Regions from separate parts of the Homo sapiens genome. Here all the other regions are linked to region 3. Evidence: chromatin contacts called from ENCODE Hi-C or POLR2A ChIA-PET data. All regions are on one chromosome and are shown on one strand. Each heading gives the region's core, a stretch centred on a gene start or an enhancer-like site at or near the end of the contact. The rest is flanking DNA. Distances are from core to core; before and after follow the strand shown. Region 1 holds the start of RHOB (ras homolog family member B). Region 2 overlaps LOC105373465 (a long non-coding RNA gene). Region 3 holds the start of SDC1 (syndecan 1).

What was found. Hi-C counts contacts between places; a loop is a spot of excess contacts on that map. ChIA-PET counts read pairs that join two places held with the same protein, here RNA polymerase II (POLR2A). Pooled maps may share reads with other maps.
Region 1: a pooled map shows a loop between it and region 3 (3-fold over the local background). The contact joins the promoter of RHOB here to the promoter of SDC1 in region 3. A Hi-C loop is called at or near these places in 2 of 50 pooled maps. POLR2A ChIA-PET finds 5 or more read pairs at or near these places in 11 of 52 experiments (BJ, Caco-2, H1 and 6 more).
Region 2: a pooled map shows a loop between it and region 3 (4-fold over the local background). The contact joins the enhancer-like site here to the promoter of SDC1 in region 3. A Hi-C loop is called at or near these places in 1 of 37 single-sample maps with no recorded cell type and 4 of 50 pooled maps. POLR2A ChIA-PET finds 5 or more read pairs at or near these places in 1 of 52 experiments (Caco-2).

What each region holds. Positions count from the first base shown.
Region 1 is chr2:20,445,734-20,448,527 of GRCh38, reverse strand. It overlaps RHOB (ras homolog family member B), which reads right to left and starts at 1,454. Exons shown (of 1, transcript NM_004040.4): 1 at 1-1,454. The coding sequence starts at 1,062. The coding sequence ends at 472. RefSeq lists silencers at 1,036-1,245, 1,496-1,745.
Region 2 is chr2:20,419,976-20,422,815 of GRCh38, reverse strand. The region is part of intron 2 of LOC105373465 (a long non-coding RNA gene); the gene reads left to right. Among named protein-coding and RNA genes, the nearest start is that of RHOB, 26 kb to the left of the region's middle. RefSeq lists an enhancer at 110-623. Within about 2 kb of position 1,360, at least 8 of the 41 ENCODE cell types and tissues checked have a DNase peak (open chromatin) inside an H3K27ac peak, as active enhancers do.
Region 3 is chr2:20,223,208-20,226,397 of GRCh38, reverse strand. SDC1 (syndecan 1) reads left to right here and starts at 1,268. Exons shown (of 5, transcript NM_002997.5): 1 at 1,268-1,596. The coding sequence starts at 1,531. RefSeq lists enhancers at 1-620, 621-1,300, 3,060-3,190 and silencers at 852-1,231, 1,292-1,711, 1,752-1,811, 1,832-2,291, 2,702-2,901.

The DNA.
Region 1 (2,794 bases), core at 205-2,704, 220 kb before region 3:
CCCAGCAGCCCTCCCCTCCCGCAGTACCCGGGGTCTATGTTACAGACAAGGGATATCAAGCTCCCGCTGGTGAAGGGCGAACATCTGATGGGGCGCGGCCACACTCCCGCGCCAATCTCGCCCCCGGGGATCAGAGGCGGGGGTGGGGTGAAAATGGGGCGAGGGGAGTCGAACAGACACACAGCCACACACTCTGAGGCCCGGCTCTTCAGAAAAGCATGCTCAGGGGACCCTTGGCACTCAGTGGGGAGCCCAGGCCTGTGCAACACAGCTGGACGCACACAGACACTGGGATGGGGGCGCCCGGTGCCCACGCCAAGTCCTGGCGCAAGCCAGAGGCGTCAGCAGACAGATGCCAGGCAGGCCGGTGGGGTCCTTGTGGGACACGGGTCTCCCCTTCTCCGGGCTCGCGGGGGACTGGTCCAGGAGGGGGAGCCGTGCCGGCAGGGGCAGGCGCGACGGGCGCGGCCCTCATAGCACCTTGCAGCAGTTGATGCAGCCGTTCTGGGAGCCGTAGCGCTTCTGCAGCGCGGCGCGCGTGGCCGTCTCGAAGACCTCGCGCACGCCTTCCTTGGTCTTGGCAGAGCACTCGAGGTAGTCGTAGGCTTGGATGCGCACGGCCATGGCGCGGCCGTCATCCGTGCGCACGGGTTCCTGCTTCATGCGGGCCAGCTCTGTGCGGACATGCTCGTCGCTGCGCAGGTCTTTTTTGTTGGCCACCAGGATGATGGGCACATTGGGACAGAAGTGCTTCACCTCGGGGACCCACTTCTCGGGGATGTTCTCCAGCGAGTCCGGGCTGTCCACCGAGAAGCACATGAGAATGACGTCGGTGTCCGGGTAGGAGAGCGGCCGCAGGCGGTCGTAGTCCTCCTGGCCCGCCGTGTCCCACAGCGCCAGCTCCACCTGCTTGCCGTCCACCTCAATGTCGGCCACATAGTTCTCGAAGACGGTGGGCACGTACACCTCGGGGAACTCGTCCTTACTGAACACGATCAGCAGGCACGTCTTGCCACACGCGCCGTCGCCCACCACCACCAGCTTCTTGCGGATGGCCGCCATGAGCGGGCCGGGCCCGGGCAGCAGGAGGGGGCCCGCGAACGCCTCGCTGCCCTCCCGCTCGCCGCTCACTGCTCACCTCGGGCTGCGCGCAGGTGGCGAGAGGGTCGCTAGCTGCACCCGGGCCCCGCGGTGGCGCGTTCTCTCGCTGCGCTTCGGCTGCCGCGGCGGGGGCGGTGGGGGCGCGGGGGCATAGGGCGCACCGTGCGTCTCGCCGCGCTGCTCCCGGGCGGTGGTCGCTCTGCTCACCCCAGGCCGGGGATCGGCGGCTTTGTGCGTAACGCGGGCTCGGGCAGCAGACTCGGGCGGTGGACTCGGCCTAGCTCTCTCCCGGGTCTCTCCGGGCCTCGCTGAGCATACAAGACAACAGCTCCAACCAGACTGCGGTGGCAGATGAGGGCTGCGGCCCTAGCGCCCGCTATTTAAAGAGTCCGGCCACTTTCTTAATATAGCCGTCCAATGGGAAACCAGCCGGCTGAGCTCATCGCTGCGGAGCTTAGCTCTGATTGGCCGCCCCCTGCAGCCCGAGGGCGGGGCAGGGCCAGCTTGATTGACGGCCCAGGCCGCCGGGCTGGGAGAGGCAGCGACCGGGGAGTCCGCGCTGCTGCTGCCGCTGCGGGGCTCTGGCGGTACCCGGGTCCCCTCCTTCGCCGCAGCGTTTGCGCGCGGGGTCCGGGAGCTGGCTGTCTGGAGCCTCCAGGGTCTGGGCGAGCGGTTCCGAGACAGGCTTCACTCAGTGGGGCGTTGGCGACTCCCATTCAGAATTGCCCCTCTTCCTGGCAAACTCCCGGCGGGTGGTCGGGCCTGTGGGGGAGGGGCAGCTCTTTTAACGTGGTTTTGTTTTTAAATAAACAGACACACACACACACACACACACACACACACCCCACACACACACTTTTGTTCCCAAACAAGAGTGTTTTCTCTTTTCTTTTGGAGGTGGCCCCTCCTGTGGTTTAGGGCCCCACCCGGGTACTCGCCGTGGGCCAGCCTCGGGTTTGGACCCGAGAGGCGACCGGCTGGCTGCAAACTGGCTCTTCCAAGTCCCGCCGCCCCTACCCTTCCCAACCCCCAGCTTAGGTCTCTAGGTGAAGATTAAGGGAAGAGGTGCGGAGTGGCCCAAGCTTGACAACGGAAAGGGAAGGTCGAGGCTCGAACACTTGGAGGAAGTTACCGGACAGGAAGAAGCCCCTTCGGCCCCTCTTTTCACTATGAACTCTGATCCCGGTTCTTAAAACAGAGAACTGTCTGAGATAAATTGTACAATAGAATATACACTATTGTACAATAGAATGTACAATAGAATATACACTATTGTACAATAGAATGTACAATAGAATATACACTATTGTACAATAGAATGTACAATAGAATATACACTTGTACAATAGAATGTACAATAGAATATACACTATTGTACAATAGAATGTACAATAGAATATACACTATTGTACAATAGAATGTACAATAGAATATACACTATTGTACAATAGAATGTACAATAGAATATACACTATTGTACAATAGAATGTACAATAGAATATACACTATTGTACAATAGAACGTACAATATTCCGGGTTCAATAGAATCCAACCACCCCAAGACCCCTGAGCAGACGAAAAGGCTTGAGGCTGGAGAAGAGGGGAGGAGTAAGGGGCTAGCAAATGGGGCACAGCGGGTTAGGGGGTGTCCCCTCTATTGGGGCGTAGCCTCCTGATGCACGCCAGGACTGAA
Region 2 (2,840 bases), core at 111-2,610, 200 kb before region 3:
ATGCAGATGGCCTTCCTGTGCAGGGCTGGGGACCAGAAAGAGGCAGCTAGGGGCAGGGGCCAGCCCCAGGGCAGGTTCAGAACCAAGACCCCATGTTGTGGGAGAATGGGGCCCATCAGGTGGGGCCTGGGCCCAGGGAGCTCTGGTGCAGATGCATGGAACTAAAGCACCCAAAACCTCCTCTGAGTTCCCAGCACTGATGGTGTTTTCAGAGATCATCGTGGCTCCCAGCCCGGGGAAGCCAGACTCAGGGCCAGGACTCTGAGTGGGGGGTTAGGAGAGGCGGCAGCTCTAAGGATGGAAGTTGGTGCTGACAGCAAGGGGCTGGCTCTATCCTCTGAGTATCTGGGAGCCATCATGGATCAAGGTCTCACTCCCATATTAGGAAAATTCTTTAAAAATTCCTCCGTGCAGTGCAATCTTGATTCTCCAGTGTGGGATGGGAGCATTGTGCCCCAGATATGGGAAGTCCTGGGCCACTTCCCTGGACCAGAAGTGCCGTGTCCCCACAACCCATCAGAGAGCTGGGGAAGTGCCATCCAGGCGAGCCTGAGCAGGTCCCCGGCCTTTCCCAATTCCCACATGTGCAATGGGAATGCAGCCAGTCAGAAGCAAGGGCCTCTGGCTCTGTGCCTCCACAGGGTAAGGCTGACCACAGGACTAGTCAGCCAAGGTTCGTGGACCCCTGCCAGTGCTGGCCTTGGCTCCAGGACAGGAATGTCCCTAAAGAGCTGAGGACCTTCCTTCTAGTGCTGCTCCCGGATGGAGGGCGGGGCACAAAGAACACAGCATGGATACGGAGGACCCAGGCTGTGAGCTGTCACCCTCCACTGGGCCTGGGGATGGTGGAGGGGGAGGATGGATGGAGAGATGGGAGAGGGGGATAAGTGAGGGAAGGAGGAAGGGAGGGAGACAGGGAGGTGGGGGAGAGGAGTCACACTGACGTCCAGGTTATGGACAGAAACGGACAGCTGAGGAGCCCATCAAGGCATACTAATGCCGCTGAGGCCGAGCGCATGTGCCCTCCCTTGGGCAGCTCCACTTCTCTGGGAATTCGTCATATGGCACCTGGCTTGCACTTCAGTCTCTGTGAGTCCATCCAAGGGAGTGAGTCCTACACTCCTATTCAGCTCTGGGAGCCACAGCCTGCTCAAAGAGCATCTGAAGCCACCGAGGCAAGCAGCAGACCTGGTGGCCCCGCTGTGAGCAAATTAGCTCATCTTCCTGGGACCCATAGAGCCGTCGGCCATTCCAAAATATCAGCCTCTTCGCTGGTTTCCGCCCAGCTGCCAAGGGACTACCCATGGACTTGGGGGTTGACCTTTCACTGCCTCCAGCTCATGGGGATGGACTTCCGCTCTAAAGGCAAGGGAGCATTGCCAACCCCTGCCACTCCAACAAGAGGGAGCTGTTCTTTTTCACTGTAGGGATTAAAACTCACAACAAAAACACTCAAGAAGCAGGCCAGGCACGGTGGTTCACACCTGTAATCCCAGCACTTTGGGAGGCCAAGGCAGGCAGATCACCTGAGGTCGGGAGTTCAAGATCAGCCTGACCAACATGGAGAAACCCCATCTCCACTAAAAATATAAAATTAGCCAGGCATGGTGGCACATACCTGTAATCCCAGCAACTTAGGAGGCTGAGACAGGAGAATCGCTTGAATCTGGGAGGCAGAGGTTGCAGTGAACTGAGATCATGCCATTGCATTCCAGCCTGGACAACAAAAGCAAAACTCCGTCTCAAAAAAAAAAAAAATACCCAAGAAGCCCCAGCTCCAATGCACTGTCAGAGCCTTCCAAAGTCCTCTTTTGTCACCACCTCATGGGGGTGGCTTCCAGTGACTACCGAGCAGACCATCAGACACTTATTCTCTGGTCATTCCAGGCATGTGACACATTGCCAGCCACTGGCATTGCCAAGAAGCTTGGGACGGACTGCTACCATAGTCACCTCAGGGGCATTACAAGCAGATGTGCCCGAAGTACTAGAAAGTTAATATCTATTTACTCATTTATTTTTGAGATGGAGTCTTGCTCTGCCGCGCCCAGGCTGGAGTACAGTAGCACCATCTTGGCTCACTGCAACCTCCCCCTCCTGGGTTCAAGTGATTCTCCTGCCTCAGTCTCCCAGGCAGCTGGGATTACAGGCACCTGCCACCACGCCCTGCTAATTTTTTGTATTTTTAGTAGAGACGGGGGTTTCACCATATTGGCCAGGCTGGTCTCGAACTTCCGACCTCAGGTGATCCCCCCCGCCTCGGCCTCCCAAAGTGCTGGGATTACAGGTGTGAGCCACTGCGCCTGGCCAAAGTTAATATTTATATTATCCAAAACCAGAGGTTCTACAGGAACAAGTATTTACTTCCCTTTGTACAGAGGCCCACCTGCTAGGGCAATGGTTAGGTGCACATGACATAAACCAGGCAATGTTAGAGGTACGTGCATATGGTATCTTTGCAGGGGTAAGGGATGGTTTTAACATAGGCCTTGGAGATTTCTAGGAGATTGGTCATTTCCTTAAACAGCTTATTTCTGGCATGAAAAACTTCCATCTTCAACACTCTTACTCCCTCCCATTACTTCAATTTCTACCTTTACTCCTAAATATGCAGCTACAGCCTTGACTTGGTTCTCGAGCTCCAGATTTGGCAAACTCACCTATCGCCACAGAGAAGTCTCACGGCCAAGCTGAATAAAATAAAACGCTTCTCTTTGCTGTAAGCCCACTCCTCCTCCCATCTTCCCTGTTCCTGTGAGCCATAACACATTCACCTCATCATCAAGGGTCACACCCTTAGAATCCTCACCGACAGCTCCTAACCCACAAGCAGGAAGGCT
Region 3 (3,190 bases), core at 19-2,518:
CACCCCAAAAGCGAGAGCTCTTTGAGGTCAAACAGGTGCTCAGGAGCAGGGGTACAAGCAGGCCATCATCTTTTAGTGCTGTGAGGAGGAGTGGGGGGATGAGATGGGGACGCAGGAGGCTGCTCGGCTCCAGAGCCTGCTCCACGGTGGAAGGTGGAGGAGAGTCCAGGGTCCCACGGTCAGTCCCTGCGTGGCCCAGGAAGGTTTAATTCTTTTAAAGAGGAACACTGGACACTTCCCGATATTTTCTTGGTCCCCAGCTCAGGCCGACCCAAGTTCTTGCCTTCCGCCTAGGGAAGACAGGGGAGGACGACGCCATCTTTGGTCTCAGGGCCCAGGTGCGAAGGTCGTTTGGCACCATCTCTCCTGCCTGCCAGATGTGGGCAGGGCCCGTCCGGTTCTTCCCCTTTGCTCTCTCGGCCGTTTCCCCTACACCCGCAGGCCTTCCACAGCTTTTTGAACTGAGGCCCAGGGCCTCGCAGGGGATCTCGAAGGAGCAGCAACTGCACGGTGCTCCTCAGATCCGCGTGCCCGAGGTCACCGGGGAACAAAGAAGTTACTTATTTTTCCTTTTAGCTCAGATGAAGAGAGAGGGCGTTGTCTTCCACAGAAAAACGCTGCGAACTCCGCCCCCGTCCCCCTTTTTCTTGCAGCCCTTCCGTGCGGGTGCAGCTGTTTAAACTAAGGCCCCAAGTCTCCAGCACTTTGTGGAGTGCAGGAAGAACGCGAGCGTACGGGAGAATCTGGGCCGGCGGGGCGCAGCGAGCCGCATCGCAGCTGGAGGACAGCCGGGGTGTGTCTGTGTGTGTTTGCCCGTCGGTTGAAGGCCCCATCGCCCCCGGGTCCCCGCCCTGCCCCAGAAAGCGTTCCCCAAGAGAGCTAGGAGTCCTGCGCACCTGGAGCGCGCTCCGCGTCCACGCCCAGAGGGCGCTGCACACTCGCGCCCGAGGACTGCCTGCCCCCCTTCAGCCCCTCTCCCGGGCTGCGCCTCCGCACTCCGGGCCCGGGCAGAAGGGGGTGCGCCTCGGCCCCACCACCCAGGGAGCAGCCGAGCTGAAAGGCCGGGAACCGCGGCTTGCGGGGACCACAGCTCCCGAAAGCGACGTTCGGCCACCGGAGGAGCGGGAGCCAAGCAGGCAAGAACCTTAGGAGCGGGCCGGGGGTGGGGCGTTCCGAAGGGGCCGGGAGGGGTGGCTGGGGGGCGGGGTCCTGGGGGGTGTGGACTGGGGCTGGCCGGGAGACCTGGCGGAGCTGGGGGTGGGGGGCCAGTTTTTGCAACGGCTAAGGAAGGGCCTGTGGGTTTATTATAAGGCGGAGCTCGGCGGGAGAGGTGCGGGCCGAATCCGAGCCGAGCGGAGAGGAATCCGGCAGTAGAGAGCGGACTCCAGCCGGCGGACCCTGCAGCCCTCGCCTGGGACAGCGGCGCGCTGGGCAGGCGCCCAAGAGAGCATCGAGCAGCGGAACCCGCGAAGCCGGCCCGCAGCCGCGACCCGCGCAGCCTGCCGCTCTCCCGCCGCCGGTCCGGGCAGCATGAGGCGCGCGGCGCTCTGGCTCTGGCTGTGCGCGCTGGCGCTGAGCCTGCAGCCGGCCCTGCCGGTGAGTGCGGCCGGCGGCCAGGCGGGGAGGCGGCGGGAAGCCGGGACTGGTCACCCGCGGATGCCGGCGGGTGCACGTGGAGGGGGAGGGGGAGCGAAGACTTCCCTTCTTCCCGCGCTAGCCCAGCGGGTCCCGGGACGGTGAGCCCCGAGACCAGGGCTCCAGCCCCAATTTCCTCCGCTGTCGGTGGGTGCCGCACCGGTCCCGCGCTGGGGAGGGTGGGGGGCCGGGGCCCCGCGCTCAATTATGTAAAACGTCTCCACATCTGTCGGAGCCCGCCAGCCCACAGCGGCGCCCGGGGTCGCCCGTTCCCACCCTCCTCGCCCCGGCCACCGCGGCGGCCGGGCCCCCGTCGGTGACCCGGGGGGATGCAGTGACCGCGGCCACAACGCCCCCCCTGCAGACCCTAATTCAAACCAGACCCGCGGGCTTGCGCCCCAGCGCCGCCGAGCCCGGGCGCCCCGCCCCTTGCGCCAGGGCAAGTTTGGGCGCAGCGCGGCCGGCGCGGGAGCGGGAGGCGGCCGCGTTGGCCCGGGGAGCCGGGCCAGGGCTGCGTGGGGGGCGCGGGCGAGCGTCTGCAGGGCCCTCGGGCTTGCCGTGGGCGGCTCGAGGTGAGCTGAGCCGGCCCGGCAGCGGGAGGTTCCGGGAAGTTGGCCTCGGAACGCTGGAGACCCGGAGGAGCCCAACTTCTGGGCTGCTGAAGTTGAGCTGGCCCCGGAGGGCGCGTTCCCGTGCCGGGCACGGCCGAGGCGCAGGCGCCTTCCACGCGAGGGGACCCGGGAATGGCCTCCCGCTCCCCGGCTCGGCTTTGTGCTGAAGCCGCGCGGAGGGAAGGCGGGTCCCTTGGCCCGCCCAGTGCAGCTGGGAGAAAAGAGGGGCAGATGTGGAGCTCGGGGCTGTAAGAGGCCTTTGGGTGGGATGCAGCATCCACCTTCAGCGGGGCTGACGCTCCACTAAAGAGGGACGTGGCCGACAAAGAGCAGCCTGAGGGTCCCCAGAAAGTGGCTCTCCCGCCCCGGCCACCGGCCGCTAGCCCGCCTTCCCCAATGGGGGCGCTTTGTTCTCGGCCCCTGTAACCCTTTCCTGGGAACAGCCCCGTAACGCCGGCCTTGACGGGGGCTGGGACCTGGGCCGCAGCCAGGTGTCAGCGCGGGCCGCCCGGTGCCCGAGTCTGCCGCCCGAGTTCGCCTCCCCAGCCCCCGCGCCCGGTGCTGGCGTCCCGGGGTCCCTCCTGCGGGCCGGCTCGGCCATCCCCAGGGATGCAGAGGGGAGGTGCGGAGCCAGGGGCGCTTCCCCTTCCGGAAGTGGCGGTGTCTCGCCACTACATCTGGACAGTTCGACTTCCCCAGCTCTGGCAAAGGGAGGCACGTGGGCAGGGAAGGGGCGGGGGCGGGGTGGGCACTCGGGTTCTCCACTGCTAATGTGGCATCTGGACAAGTCTCAGCAGCGCTGACCCTCCGTAAGCGTTGCCTCGTGTAGTAGCTGCCAGTTATTGAGCGCTTTGGTTTTTTTTTTCTTTACAGAGTCTGTCTCATGGGAGATGAGGTAGGGACAGTCGTTTCTGAGACCGATGTGTAAAGCGCCCTCCCTGCTT